Regions from separate parts of the Homo sapiens genome. Here region 2 is linked to region 1. The links are chromatin contacts, found by Hi-C or POLR2A ChIA-PET in ENCODE. All regions are on one chromosome and are shown on one strand. Each heading gives the region's core, a stretch centred on a gene start or an enhancer-like site at or near the end of the contact. The rest is flanking DNA. Distances are from core to core; before and after follow the strand shown. Region 1 overlaps MYL12B (myosin light chain 12B). Region 2 overlaps DLGAP1 (DLG associated protein 1).

Region 1 (7,349 bases), core at 455-2,954:
GCTTTTAAATGATTTGATCTAATATTAACACAGAACTCTAAGAATAATTGGAAAACATAATGATATAGTTCATATAGCCTTAGTTCACTAACTTACTTTGTTTATAGATATGGATATTCTGAAATATTTTATACGATTGACAAGCTTTAGGAATGAACCATCAAAGTGCCAGGAAGTATTGATGACTGCTTTCTTCTTTCTATTGTCTTCCAGGCACCATTCAGGAAGATTACCTAAGAGAGCTGCTGACAACCATGGGGGATCGGTTTACAGATGAGGAAGTGGATGAGCTGTACAGAGAAGCACCTATTGACAAAAAGGGGAATTTCAATTACATCGAGTTCACACGCATCCTGAAACATGGAGCCAAAGACAAAGATGACTGAAAGAACTTTAGCTAAAATCTTCCAGTTACATTGTCTTACTCTCTTTTACTTCTCAGACACTTCCCCCACCCTCATAGAACCTGTTGCATGCAACTTAGTTTCACAGCTTTGCCTCTTCTTTTTGATGTATTTATTCCAGACCTTTCTGCCACTTAGCACTTGTATAATCAGACTGGAAATGGGGATGAGGGTGTAAATTGTATTGAAAAAGATCGCGAATAAAAATCAACAAATGTGAAAGCCCAGAAAAATATATTCGTATTTCTGGTTTTGCTGGATTTTTACATTTTTATATAATAAAAATGTTATTTTGAAATAAAGATTATGCTGACTCAAATGCAATGTAATGGCAAGTTAAACAAATGATTGATAGGTGGGGGTAGTCCTTTTTTCAGGTTTTCAACTTCATATGATTCAGGTTTTATGGTAAAATTGATTTTTCACATATATGGGACAGTGTTCTTCAGAACTTTTAAGTACCCTTTAACATTATTATGCAGTAAAAACTAGTTATGCCATTGTTTTTCACGCTTCTAGTCAGATGTTTATTAAATGATAAATATAGAATGTATCTGGGAAAACATTAAACATTGCGTTCATCTAAGATTCTGAGAAGAGGCAAAATTCCGAAGATTAGTTATTGTACATTTACTATATGTGGAGCGTTGTGCCTACACAATTTTTCTTGAATCTTCCCAACAACCTTGTGGGATTTTTATTAGCCCTGTATTTCAAGTGGGAGGACCTAGCATACTTGAGCAGTTGATTAGGGTAACTATTAGGACATGAGTTGGAATTCCAACCTAGGGCACCTAACTTCAGAGCTCACAGTGCTGGAACCACGATACTGTCTCTGAAAAGCCCCAAATGTCTAAAAGAGTCAAGACATTTCTGTTCTATTATGATACAATTCTGTGGTCATTATTGAAATTTAAAATAATCTTGGGGTAATTGATGATTGGAACAGAATTTCAGAAAATTCTATTCCAGGTTAAAATAAACAATACTATTGTGTGTTTGAAGGCACTTCATGTAATATATAGACTAGAAAAGAGCCGAAAGACAAGGTTGCTGTGAGCTCAGAATCCTCAAGGCCAAGCAATACGAGAATAAAGAGAACAATCTAAAAAAGGAAAAAATCCGTTTTAAAAAATTACCCAACGTTGTTCAATACCGATTTCCCCTCTTAAAAGTATTGTGATGGTATTTTGTCTGCTTAACACCAAAGCATTTATATGTTGTTTAATATTGGTGCTTTACAACTTGGGGCAGTAGGCTGGTCTGTATTCACTTGCTAACAATTTGCCTGGGCTTCCTTTTATCATTAGAATGAGGGAGCAGCTCATATGAACTGTCACATTTATCACCCAATCCTCTTAGTCTCTGAGGTATCAGTTCTACTTTTTATTAATAGACCTGAAGTTTAGACTGAAGCTCCTGCCCAAGATCTAACAAATATAAGAATCTACATCTGGCTCTTTTTTCCACTTAGAAGCTTAAACTCACCACAATGTGTCACAAAACCAGGTGGAGAATTGTGTGTTTCACAGGAAACAGAAAAATACGGTGGGATAATCTTGATGATTATTGAACCATTGTCAACCACCTGTTATGTACCCTACACTGTTGTAAGGGTTGGGGATAACTGGGGGGTGGGACAGACAAGGATGCTGCCCTCGTGGGACTGCATTCTCTGCTGGCAGACAATCCATGTGCAATTTCAGGTTAAGTGCTGTGCAGAGAACTGGGCATGCATGACAGGGTGGTCAGGAAAGGCCTCTGGGTGGTAAGCTGAGATCTGAATGACAGGAAGGAGGTCCGGACCCATGTGAGGATCAGGGCGAGGCTGTCGTGTGGTAGGAGCATCGGGAGAGCACATGGATGATACGGGTCCAGGGAGGGTATTTGGAGCAGAGTCCTAATGTGAAATGCAGGGAAGAAAGGTGATTTATATTTTTAAAATCAGTGTTGGTGCTGTGTCTTGAATGGAGGGGCACGAAGAGAAGCAAGAAGGCCGGTATGGAGGCTGTTGCCGTCGTCCAGGCAAGAGGGGGCAGCATGGACTCAGGTCCAGGGGAGATAGCTATAAAACGCCTCTCCGGGTCCTATCTGTTTCCTCCCCTCCAGCTCAGCCTTGTTTCCATCTCTGGCATAATCGTAACTGTGCTTATTTTATTGATCTGCTTAAAGCCAGATTTGAAAAATTGAGAGAAAAGTTTTGAAGATTAAAAACAAAAAAACTTAGTTGTTTCTCGACTGCCTTACGTTTACCTGACACACTGTTCTGTTTCATCTGTATTATTTGTGAAGAGTGTTGTGGAATCCAGTAGTGGAAGACACCTGGGCCAAGACTTTGTTTCTTTTTGGTGTCCAGTAAATATTATTAATGATGACGATGAAAACTTTGTCTACTTAATATCTCCTTTTGAGAACCACATAGTGACAATCTCCTAAGTTGATGGTTGATTCTGTGGCCACTGCAGTGAGTGTGTGTGTGTGGTCACATAGTGAAAATGCACTGAGTATTCACTATGTACGAAGCACGTTACACAACTGCCCTTTGAGGTAGGTCTTTTTGGGTTTTTTTTGTTTTTTTTTTTTGAGACAGAGTCACTCAGGCTGAAGTACAGTGGCACAGTCTTGGCTCACTGCAACCTCCACTTGCAGGTTCAATCAAGCGATTCTCGTGCCTCGGCCTCCCAAGTAGTTGGAATTACAGGTGTGCACCACCACACCTGGCTAATTTTCGTATTTTTAGTAGAGATGGGGTTTCACTATGTTGGCCAAGCTGGACTCAAACTCCTGGCCTCAAGTGATCCGCCCGCCTCAGCCTCCCAAAGTGCTGGGATTACAGGCATGAGCCACCGCGGCCGGCCTGAGGTAGGTATTGTTATCCCTGTTCTACAAATGAAATGTCAGGGGGCAAGGAAGTAACTTCCCAAAGTTACACAGGGAATAAGCAGTGGGGCAGTCACCTGAGCGCAGGCAGTTGTGCTCCTCCCAAGAAAGTGATTATGGAAACACCGTCGATAGTTTCTTATGGTCATGAGCCAGTTTTACAAGCGTTTGTGAATTGTGCTTGATCCTCAGAACGCTAGGAAGTGGATAAAGTAGGAATTGTCATCCCATTTCACAGATGAGATTACTGAAGTTACCTGACCTGCTCAACTTTGTATAACTAAAGAAGCTAGAGAAATGTCGAGCTTCTAACCTTTTTGACCGAGATGGGTGCTTCTCATTAAACCTATAATTTCCTAATTACATAATTAGTACCTGTAGCCTGATCAGAATGTCTCACAATGTATATATTTAATACTGTCTATCCTACGAGCAGCAATTATACTGATTTGCATCTCAAAATTGATATGTGTTAAAATATAAGAAACAGAAATATAAAATAAATTTATATTTCTTAAATTATAAGAAACACAGTTTTTGAAATAGAAACATAAACTACTGAAAAATCGGGTATAAAAAGATCCCTTAGAAACATCATCTGGGAAATCTGAATGAGGATGTAAAGATTTATCACATACTAAAATTTCAAGAAAAGGTTTCTTGTATAGAAAAATGATGAAGATGATGGATTGCACATATCACACAGTCTCTTAAGTGGATCTTTTTTTTTTAGAATGGTTGTCATAGGCAATTTTAGAGACAATAACTAGAAGTGTCACTAGGTGGCACTATTGTTCTTAATATAGTACTGTCTTAACCCATTCCCTAATGAATTTGAGATAAAGCAGCCAAATCATGAGTATCTAGACAGCATTATTGTCAGTAATGCTGTGACTTTCTCAAAGTTGTTTCTTAAATAATTGATGAAAAGTCTTACAATTAAATTCATACTATTTCATGAGCCCCAAATGTAGGGAATAATCTCTAGGACTCCTTTTTACAAATATCAATGGCAAATTCCCTTCCCCTTCTCCACCCCTTTTGCCTTTTCCTTCCCCTTCCCCTCCCCTCTTTTTTCCTTCCTTCCTTCCTTCCTTCCTTCCTTCCTTCCTTCCTTCCTCCTTCCTTCATTAATTTACAAGTATTTATTGAGTGCTTGGAAAGTGCCAGAATCTCAGCTTGGCTCCAGTGGCTTTTACACCGAAATAATGACCTTTGTTGAACATGAGATCATAGGCTTTGCACTGAAAAGACCAGACTTCCTCCACTTACTGACTTGAACAAGTCGTTCTTGTTACCATCACTTCAATTTTAGAGATGAGAAGGCTAAAGCACAGAGCTAGTGGTTATGTATGAAAATACTCTGTAAAATTATGCTTTATATAGGAATGCTATTATTACCACCTCAGGAATGTTGAGAACTGTATCTATTATAGTTCTAGATAATATACTCTAATAAGGCACCTAAGCTGATGAAAAACAGGTCTAGCACAAATGACTATGAGACAGCTTCTATTTTTTTTTTCTTTGAGATGGAGTCTTGCTCTGTCACCCAGGCTGGAGTGCAATGGCGTGATCTCGGCTCACTGCAACCTCCACCTCCCAGGTTCAAGAGATTCTCCCGCCTCAGCCTCCCAAGTAGCTGGGACTACAGGCGCCTGCCACCACGCCCAGCTAATTTTTGTATTTTTAGTAGAGACAGGGTTTTGCCATGTTGGCCAGGCTGGTCTCAAAAGGTACGAAAAGTATTTTGTGAGATGCGTATGAATGGGGGTGTTTAAATATAAAACACTGTTCTAACACGTCTCACAGGAGACCAGCCTAATCTTTTACCAGCCGCACTTAACTGCAGTTGATTGTATTGCCAGGACACAGGCTTCCTTTCAGACAGTCATTCTTAATGAACTTGATGATGATTCATATTTCCTCGTGGACACTGGTAACTAGCACAGCGAAAACCAATCTGAGGACCTTCGTCTACTCGCATTTTTTAATAATCCGAGTGTAAATTGAGGTTGGCTCATTTGGGAGGTTGTGCTTACTGTACTTTTTCTCAAGTAATCTTTTATTCAATCTATTTATTCAGTTCTTACTTACTGAAGTGTACATTACATCTGAGAGCCGAGGGTGATAGCGAAACTAGGACCCTACTCTCTGGGAGTGTTTTAATGCCCAGCACTTTGGAAGCACGTAACGAATGTGAGTTCTTATCTGTTACCAGGGTGCCAAACAGCTGTTCAGGAGCTGCGACGGGTGTCTAACTGCTCACTGAAGAGGTCAAAGAGAGCTTTGAGAAATGCTTGCCCTGACAGTGATGTTTGTTCTCTCAGTGCTACCGCTGATCGCCTTCATACCAGCCAATCGCATAGCTGAGAACTCAAGCAAGCACGAAATAGAAAAACCTCAATTTGAAGAGTTTTATATTGAAAATATCCAGGATTTCCTGATTATTTTACAGACAAGCTAACGAAATTCAGTAGATGACCTGCGTTTCATCGCTGCCAGATGATAAACATTTGGGAGCAGGGACCACTTGCTGAAAGGCATCTTGAGAGATATGCTCCCACTTCTCAGATCGGAAGACTAAGGCCCCAAAGCCTCCAGATCTAGCCTCTTAATCCAGGCTTCTTCTTAGCCACTGTGGTCTCACCCCGTTTATCAGGCAGTGGGATCTGTCTGCCCCACCCAACTCCAGAGCTTTTCCTTTTGTTTTGGAATTGCCCTTGAGTTCTGCGCTGCTCTTCTCCTCTTCCCCGTGGGTATGAAAACACCAAGGATGTCAACAGGAAAAGACAAGGATCTGTAAACAGAGAAGCGAGCAGGAAACAAGGCCCGCATTCATGGGAATAAACTCAGCAACCCTAGAACATTTGCCATTCATAACGGCAAATTTTAATCAGTGGTGCTGAGAAACTCTTCCCAAGCAAAAAAGGCTTGTGTCTCTCTGGGGTGGGCCTCTCTCCTTGCTCCAAATCTGGTCTTAGTTCCCAGTCTAAGGTAGCTAGGGGATCTTCACAGCACACTCCTTGAACAATATCACATTTATATAACCTTGCCCCTCCCTTGTTTGTGAGTCTGGCTATTTCTTTCCCTGTTAAAAGACAAAACCCCAACCTCGTCATAGAACACCCACCAAACAAGAGCAGGAATCCCTCTTTATCTGATGGGCTTGCCATGCAGAGCTGCGGACCCTGAGTTGCCTGGCAGATGGGAAGCAAGCCCATCCTGCCCTGTGGAGGGGAGGGGCGGAGGAGAGCCCACTGCCAGTCCACAGCGGCCACACTGGAGAGACCTGCAAATCCGGGCTGGCCGTGCAAATCCGGGCTCATTGTCAGGCTGGCAGCATTGGCCAGGCCTGAGTAAATCAAGTGAAACAGAAGACAGATGGATGTGACCAAGTTATTGCCAAGAGGAAACAGACAAGGTAATTTTAAAGAGATGAAAAATAAGCTTTTCTACTCTGCATAATCATGGAGATGGAAAAGGTTAGATTCTTGCTTACCTTTTCAGTGCATATCTGTGTTTTTATGCATATGATTTTTGTTGTGATTTTTTTCTTTTTGACCTCATATGTTGCACCTATCTGTCATGTCACTGCTACCACTTTGCTACTTTACCTGAATATGTGAAAACGGACCTCGATTTTGAAACTCTTCCGTGGCACATTTTTCTTTTATTTGAAAAGATGCGTTTGATTTAGAAAATACAAAGGCACTCTCCTACTTTCTTTGCACCTGGGCTAAATTGGACATAGGTATCAAAATTAGCTACCTCCTCACCTGTGAAAGAGACACTGATAACAGATTGAGGGTGGGATGGGCCGGCCGTGAGGACCTGTGGTGCAGGTCGGGGTTGTCCAGGCCAGGGCAGTGTGAGTCAGGGACAAGTATGTGTTCCAGCTTTTGTGCTTGTGTCACAGAGGTCAGAAATGACAAGCAGATAGGGAAATCTGTGGCTTTGGTTTAAAATAGAGCCCAGGTAGGCCGGGCACAGGGGCTCACACCTCTAATCCCAGCACTCTGGGAGGCCGAGGCGGGCGGATCACCTGAGGTTGGGAGTTCGAGA
Region 2 (6,556 bases), core at 3,640-6,139, 220 kb after region 1:
TGTAAGTAAACTTGCGCTGGTAATTGAATTAGAGCTGAGAGAGGGTTTTCAGACAGGGCCACTAGTTTGTTTGCAAAATGAGTTGATTCGATCTTGGCTTAGCAGCTGCAAGTCAAACAACCTATTGAGCAAACCCAAGGTAAATTTCAGCACCCTTTAGTATCAATGGCATTCGAGAATGAACACATTCAGACGCTTTGATTTTTAAGATGTCATTTATTTAAAGCAAAATCAGTTTATATTCTCAAGGGGTGGATTTCAAAGATATAAAAAGAAAAGTCATTTTCGGAACAAACAATTTTGTTCAATTTCTATATAAAACCTAAATTACACTTTTTTTTTTTTTGGAGAGTAGACTCTGTGATATGGGAAATGGCTTCACTGAAATTCAGATTTCTACATGCAAAAGCTGACTCATTTTGTTATGGGATTAGCTAAAATGTTTAAAGAGCCCCGATGAAACAGATGAACTAATTTGTGAAAAGGCAAAAAGTGTAATCACGGTTCAGACTACATGAATAGTCAGTGCACGAACCAAAGCGATGAGGCCTTTGTAACCTCACAGAGATTCAGTCACCTGATCATTCCTCTTTCAAAGCAGTTTCAAAAGTACAGTGTGTTATTCTGGTGACTGGCATAGGTCTTGCTTATGTACAAAAATCAGAAAAAGTGGCTCCTGTGCTTACTAATTTCCAAGGTTGTTGCATGTCGGTGAAAAGTTGGTGGGGATTAGGACAAAGCACTGTGGAAACAAATTTTAGAGTTGTGGCATTTTCAGGCAACAAATAAGTGCAAGTCCACATCATAAAAAATTCTAATTTACCCTTTTTGGGGGTCAATTTGTATTTTTTTTTTTTGAGACAGAGTCTCGTTCTGTCACCCAGGTTGGAGTACAGTGGTGCGATCCCAGCTCACTGCAGCCTCCACCTCTTGGGTTCAAGCGTTTCTCCTGCCTCACTCAGCCTCCCGAGTAGCTGGGATTACAGGCATGTGCCACCATGCCTGGCTAATTTTTGTATTTTTAGTGGAGGCGCGGTTTCACCATGTTGGCCGGGCTGGTCTCAAATTTTTGACCTCAGGTGATTCACCCACCTCGGCCTCCCAAAGTGCTGGGATTACAGGCGTGAGCCACTGCGCCTGGCCAAATTTGTATTTTTTTATATAAAGTAAGGTTTACAAATATGACCTAAATGAAAACCAGATAAAATTGACAATGGCAAATAATTACCAATTTTAAATGTGGCAAGAATGACAGAGACGGCACTAAAGGAGCTCAATAAAGCCTTGGGTTCTGGACTCAGATCTGTCTTTTAATCATTGTGGCACATTGGGCAAGTCACTAAACCTCAGTGAGGCACAGTTTTTCATTATTGCAAGGATGGAATGGAAGCCACAAAGCATTTTTCTGATTTTCCCTACACTTGAGAGTTGTGTAGGAAACAAAGTGGATGAAATGTATGCAAAGAAATCAAAGTAGGTAAAACTGACATGAATTTGCACATTTGAAAGGCTCATCACTCCTTCATAAGATAGACAGTTATTCTCAGCTTCTGAACTGAAACTTCACGAGTGGGATTATCAGAGTAAAAGGACTTTTTAGTTCTTCGGTATTGAAACCCCTTTAAACAGGATGTAAGTTCTCCCTACGTCATCAACAACGAATAGCACACGTGCTGTACAGTGAAAGTTAGAATGATACGCTTCTTAATTGCAGAAGTATTCCCGTCAAAAGACAATAAAGCATATTTTGGAAGAAGTGGGACTCTAGTAAAAACACACAGACCTGAAAGCAGTGCATTAATTATTTTATTAATTTCTTCTTTTTACATTATGGGAAACATTCATCTATTTACAATATTTTTTTGTTCACACACAATCTAGGTAAATAAGCCTATGAAATTCCAATTCATAAAGCCATAAAAATGTTCCCACCCCTCCATCTGAAGGCTTTCAAATGAATCTTTTTTTTCCAAACCAAAATAATTTTTAAAAATTACATTTGGGAATTCAGATATGCTAGTGATTTACATTCCAGTTATTTAAAATATGCATCTAGACATGTTTTAAAAAAGAAATGGTAAATTCACAAGGATAAGGCTTAAATGAAAGTGGTAATGCACAGTAAAACATTAAGGAAACATCTATAAATAACAGAAATATATTACAATAAATTAGTTCTATTTACCATTTCAAATATTAAAAATCTTTAATCCATTTCTTCATCTCTCTTTACAAAAAGGTTATGTGAATTGTATGGAAACATCTGCAAAAAATATAATAAATACTTAATTTCTTTGAACGTTTTTTGATGTGGGAGACAAACTTCTTTTGTAATCCCCCCCTCCCCAAGAAAATGCCCAACACCTTTATACCAAAGTTAAACAAAATAAGTAATTTTTCAGGGTACATACATTTTCCATTACGAACTAAAAAACATTTCTACAAATTACATCAAAAAGAACAATGTAACAAAGGTTATGCTCATGAATGTCAGTTTCAGGGGTCAAGCAGCATTGTGTGGGGTCATGTTCTAACACCAATAATTAGCTTTTTATAAAGTGTTTGTACAATTTAAATTGTATTTTCAAGGAAGGCAAAGATCATGATGCCCTGTAGGCCTTGAGCTAAAAGATTTAAAATTCTTACCAAAAATAGCTTATGAATATACAAATGCCGTTCACTTAGACAAGATAAATAGGCCTTCTCTTGTCTCTCTTTAAAATATCATGGGCTAAATTAGTTTCCAAAGAAAATATTGTAGGATGATCTTGAGTCGTATTAGAAATCTATTTCTTAATCCAAATCTCAACTCTACCTCAGGGCACGGAGCTGTAATTGTGAGCATGGGTCTTGGGATGAACGCTGCTTCTTTCATATTAATCTGTGAGTTCCAAGTCATTCTCAGTATTGAATGTGACCATAGGCTACCCAAGTGGCAGTTGGCCCTACTCGATGCAAGCTTTGTGTGACTTTTAATTGCTGCTACAAGGTAAAGAAAAGGTGTATTCTTTTTAAAACTAGCAAATACTTGAAGCTCAAAATCTCTGTATGCTCCAATTTCACAAAGCACTTTGAGTGCTTTGTTCACCCTAGTTAAAAGTTGGTTCGTTGGTTTCAAAATAAGTGAGTAGCCCTTTTCTTGTAAACCACAGCAGTAAACATTTGTGCCCTGTTTATAAAGGTAGCTCAAAGCATCGATGGCTCTGAGAGGTAGCGAATTCTCTAGTGGTTTTAGAATATGTCCGTGAAAATATCTGTTGCTAGAACCCATCACCTCTCTTAATTTCATAAGTAAAATTAAATTAGCACCTGGCTATGAGAGTGTATTATTTTAAAAAGCTTCTCTGGTGCAAGCATGTTTGATGTATGTTTTTAAAAGTCTTTCGTTTTTAATTTCTAATGCTTTAGGATGTTAGCTGGACATAAAATGCCATTGATACTTAAGATTGCCACATCCTAAGTGTTTAAACTGTGACGAGTAAGGGCATTTAAAGACAACTTCAGCTAGACACCGATGCATACTGCCCATCAATCAAGACTAAAAATCTAAATCAACACTCTCTGCCAAAAGCCTTGACTTCTTTCAGTGTTTATGAATCATGACTCCCCCCACCTCTTCATGGCTGTTGACCCTGGCAGGTCGAGTTTCTTCTCTCACTACCTGGAACCTCAAGATGACAGCGGCAGCTCTTTTGAATGAGGCAGCATGTCTATTGGGGCAAAAATTTATTTTAGCCATTTGACACAGGACAGAATCCTATGCTAGGTATTACTGGACTCTGCAGTAGTGAGAGGAGATGAAAGGAGAAAATATATCTGAAATACGAACTACTTGGGTTAAAATAGACGGATGTGTAGCATTCAAAGGGATGGTAGGAAAACCCAAACTCTTCTCCAAAAACAGCCTTGCTGCCATTTACAGCGCTTTATAAGCAGATATGTACTTATATATGTGGAATCAGGTAGGCCCACCTGGATGGACACTTAACAAATTAATAGAACCAACACTTTCCCTTTAAAAACAGCCGCCACGACAACAATATAAATATACACAGTACAATAAGAGTTGAGAAAACATTTCAGGTCTAGATTTTCTTAATAATAGAACAAAAAAATCCCTTATGTAGTATACTAAACCATCAGTGCCTCCTTTGCCTTGCTTCATGTTATTGCCTTTCAGAATAGATTAATTTCCCTGAAAGATCGAATTTACAATCTTCTGCTGATTGAGACATTTGAAGCTGTGATTGATGAAGTAACAGTGAGGCAGTTTGTGCAGCTGTGAGTGTGCAGGTGCCCCCAGCACCTGCAGATTTCGCTTCTCCCATCCTTGCTACACATCCAGGTCCCCCACCCCCAGGCCAGGCTTGGTCCCCTCTCTCTGTGTCCCTCATGGATTCCAGTGAGATGGTGTGATTTCTGAGGTTGGGAATAAAGTGCTCCATCTGCTTTTTTAAAAGAATAACCATTTAGGGGAAATAAAGGGAATCGGAGGCCTAGTTTCTTTCACGTGGAAGACGGTAAGTCCCAAAGGATCACCCTGTGATACTGGATTTCTGAAATACCCTATGGTTTTATATTGCTGAACAGACTAGCTCGAGAGAACTGAGGACGGCGGGTGACCTAAAGGCATCACTTCTACACAGGTGGGTTTGGCTTTGCCCAGAAAATAAAGGGTTGGATCTCAGTATGAGGCAGGGCGACGGCATCAGGACAGGGGGCGAAGCTCGGTGAAGAAGGAGATGGGCAAACGGGTACGGGAAGTGGGGGGCTGAGGGGGGCCCGGGGGGCGGCTCCTGCGAGGTGGACAACTACACCGCGACAGTGGAAGTCACCGAGCTCGGGAGCGGACGGGCTCGGAGGGGGAGAGGCAGCCGGCAGAGGAGCGGCCGGGGGAGGAGGGGACAGATGCTTGGCGGCGGCGGCCGGGCTGCGGGGCGCTCAGAGCCGGGTCTGCGCCTCGGGGATGTAGATCTCGATGCTCTCGGCGCTCTCGGTGGCCGAGTTCTGGCGGACGGACGCGGCGCGCTTGGCGGCCATCAGGCGCTTGCGGGCCTCCTGGCGCTGCGAGCTCTCCAGCGAGCGCTCCCGGATCAGCGGCGCGGGGCCCTTCGCCGGCTTCTTTGGCACTGGAGGAGGGGCCCTTCTCTCCTGATCAAAGCAGAAGGTTCAGGACATTACACAGCTTCTCAGGACAAGCTTGGGAAAAACTGGGATAGGTCAGTAGTTAGAACACACAGTTTTTTACCTAGGGGTGGTTAGTTCTGATCTGCACACTGCATATCTACTTTTTTCTTCATTATTCTGGCTTGGGCATTCAAAAGATGCAGAAAAAAAAAAATCCCGGTAAGCTTAAGGCCCAGGGTAAGGCTGGGTTGCAGAACTAGGTCTCTCCAAGGGAAGGAAGTGGGTATTTTAAAGGCCCCCTGCGGAAAGCCTGCGGCTCCCAGCACATTGAGTGCGGTTCTCTCTGGAGACTCCAGACTCCTCCTGGTGCCAGAGATGGGCCAGGAAGCAGCGGCTGCAGCAGCATCTTAGAACCCCTGCATCCCCTCTAAGGATGCAAGTCACCGGGTGCAAGCTTGGTTCAGAGCTTAAAAACATCTCCGCTCTGTCCCCGGCCCGCCCACCGTCCCCTTCCCACCAAACCTAAATAAACAGAGGAGGAAGAAGAGATATCAGATTGTGTTCTTTAGCTTTGTTGGTGCTACACCAGGTTAGACCCTTTTGCACACCACACACGAACACACAAGCAATATACAATATACAGGGTCACGGGAGAGGGAGGCCATTGATATTTCCTACACTCGAGAGTTAATTAAGTCAGTTCCAAGGTGACTCTGACTAGGGGCCTCGGGATAACTGTGGTGGCCCAGGAAGCAATTCCAATCACAGGGGCAGAAACTGTGCCATGAAAAGTTGACACAGGATGAAAGAGGTCATTCCTCTTATCAGCAGCAAACTATGAAATGGGCGGATATTTTCAATGCCACTGCAAAAACAAAAGACAGTCATCTCTTTGGCATTAAAAAAAATGCAGCAGGAAAGAATGGCGTCTAGACCACAAAGGATTTTTAGGCAAAGAAGGTTGAAGTTGTAGACTGTGAAAGGGTGCACATAAAACTGATGTTTTCATTTTAAATAAAATACCCTCCATTCTCATAAAATGAAGCGTGAACATTATCTTAAAATATAGTTTCGGTGATTCTCCAAAGAGTACTCTTTGTATCTTAACACCAATGCTCAGCACAGCAATTCCTCCCTGCTTGCCAGAGCAAGTGCCTAGTTCAACTTCTCACCCTGGAGCTACCCCACCGGCTGTCTAAGGTGGAGTCTGTGTGGCTTAAAAGAGAAAAAAGGAGAGCCTGGAGTGCAAACTATATTCTCCCAACTCTGATTGTGCTTGTTCATTTTTCTCCTCAGGTTCATGGGGTGATGAAAAGCTCTGATCACAGGCAAAGTCCATTAAAAACCGTAAAAATCAAGCTAACTAATGATTTACTATGTAAATATCAATAGGTTACATATATCAATTCTTAGCATCTCTTCTTTTAGA

Evidence for each region. A loop is a pair of places that touch in the nucleus more often than their neighbours do. ChIA-PET counts read pairs that join two places held with the same protein, here RNA polymerase II (POLR2A). Pooled maps may share reads with other maps.
Region 2: a map of Panc1 shows a loop between it and region 1 (5-fold over the local background). The contact joins two enhancer-like sites. A Hi-C loop is called at or near these places in 3 of 168 maps with a recorded cell type or tissue (CD14-positive monocyte, Panc1 and aorta) and 6 of 50 pooled maps. POLR2A ChIA-PET finds 5 or more read pairs at or near these places in 6 of 52 experiments (A673, HEK293, OCI-LY7 and 2 more).

Annotation. Positions count from the first base shown.
Region 1 is chr18:3,277,552-3,284,900 of GRCh38, forward strand. MYL12B (myosin light chain 12B) reads left to right here. Exons shown (of 4, transcript NM_033546.4): 4 at 214-910. The coding sequence ends at 386. Among named protein-coding and RNA genes, the nearest start is that of MYL12-AS1, 19 kb to the left of the region's middle. Within about 2 kb of position 1,705, at least 4 of the 41 ENCODE cell types and tissues checked have a DNase peak (open chromatin) inside an H3K27ac peak, as active enhancers do; they include OCI-LY7, where a contact is called at or near this core.
Region 2 is chr18:3,494,244-3,500,799 of GRCh38, forward strand. DLGAP1 (DLG associated protein 1) reads right to left here. Exons shown (of 13, transcript NM_004746.4): 13 at 1,789-5,151. The coding sequence ends at 4,942. Among named protein-coding and RNA genes, the nearest start is that of GAPLINC, 31 kb to the left of the region's middle. Within about 2 kb of position 4,890, at least 3 of the 41 ENCODE cell types and tissues checked have a DNase peak (open chromatin) inside an H3K27ac peak, as active enhancers do; they include OCI-LY7, where a contact is called at or near this core.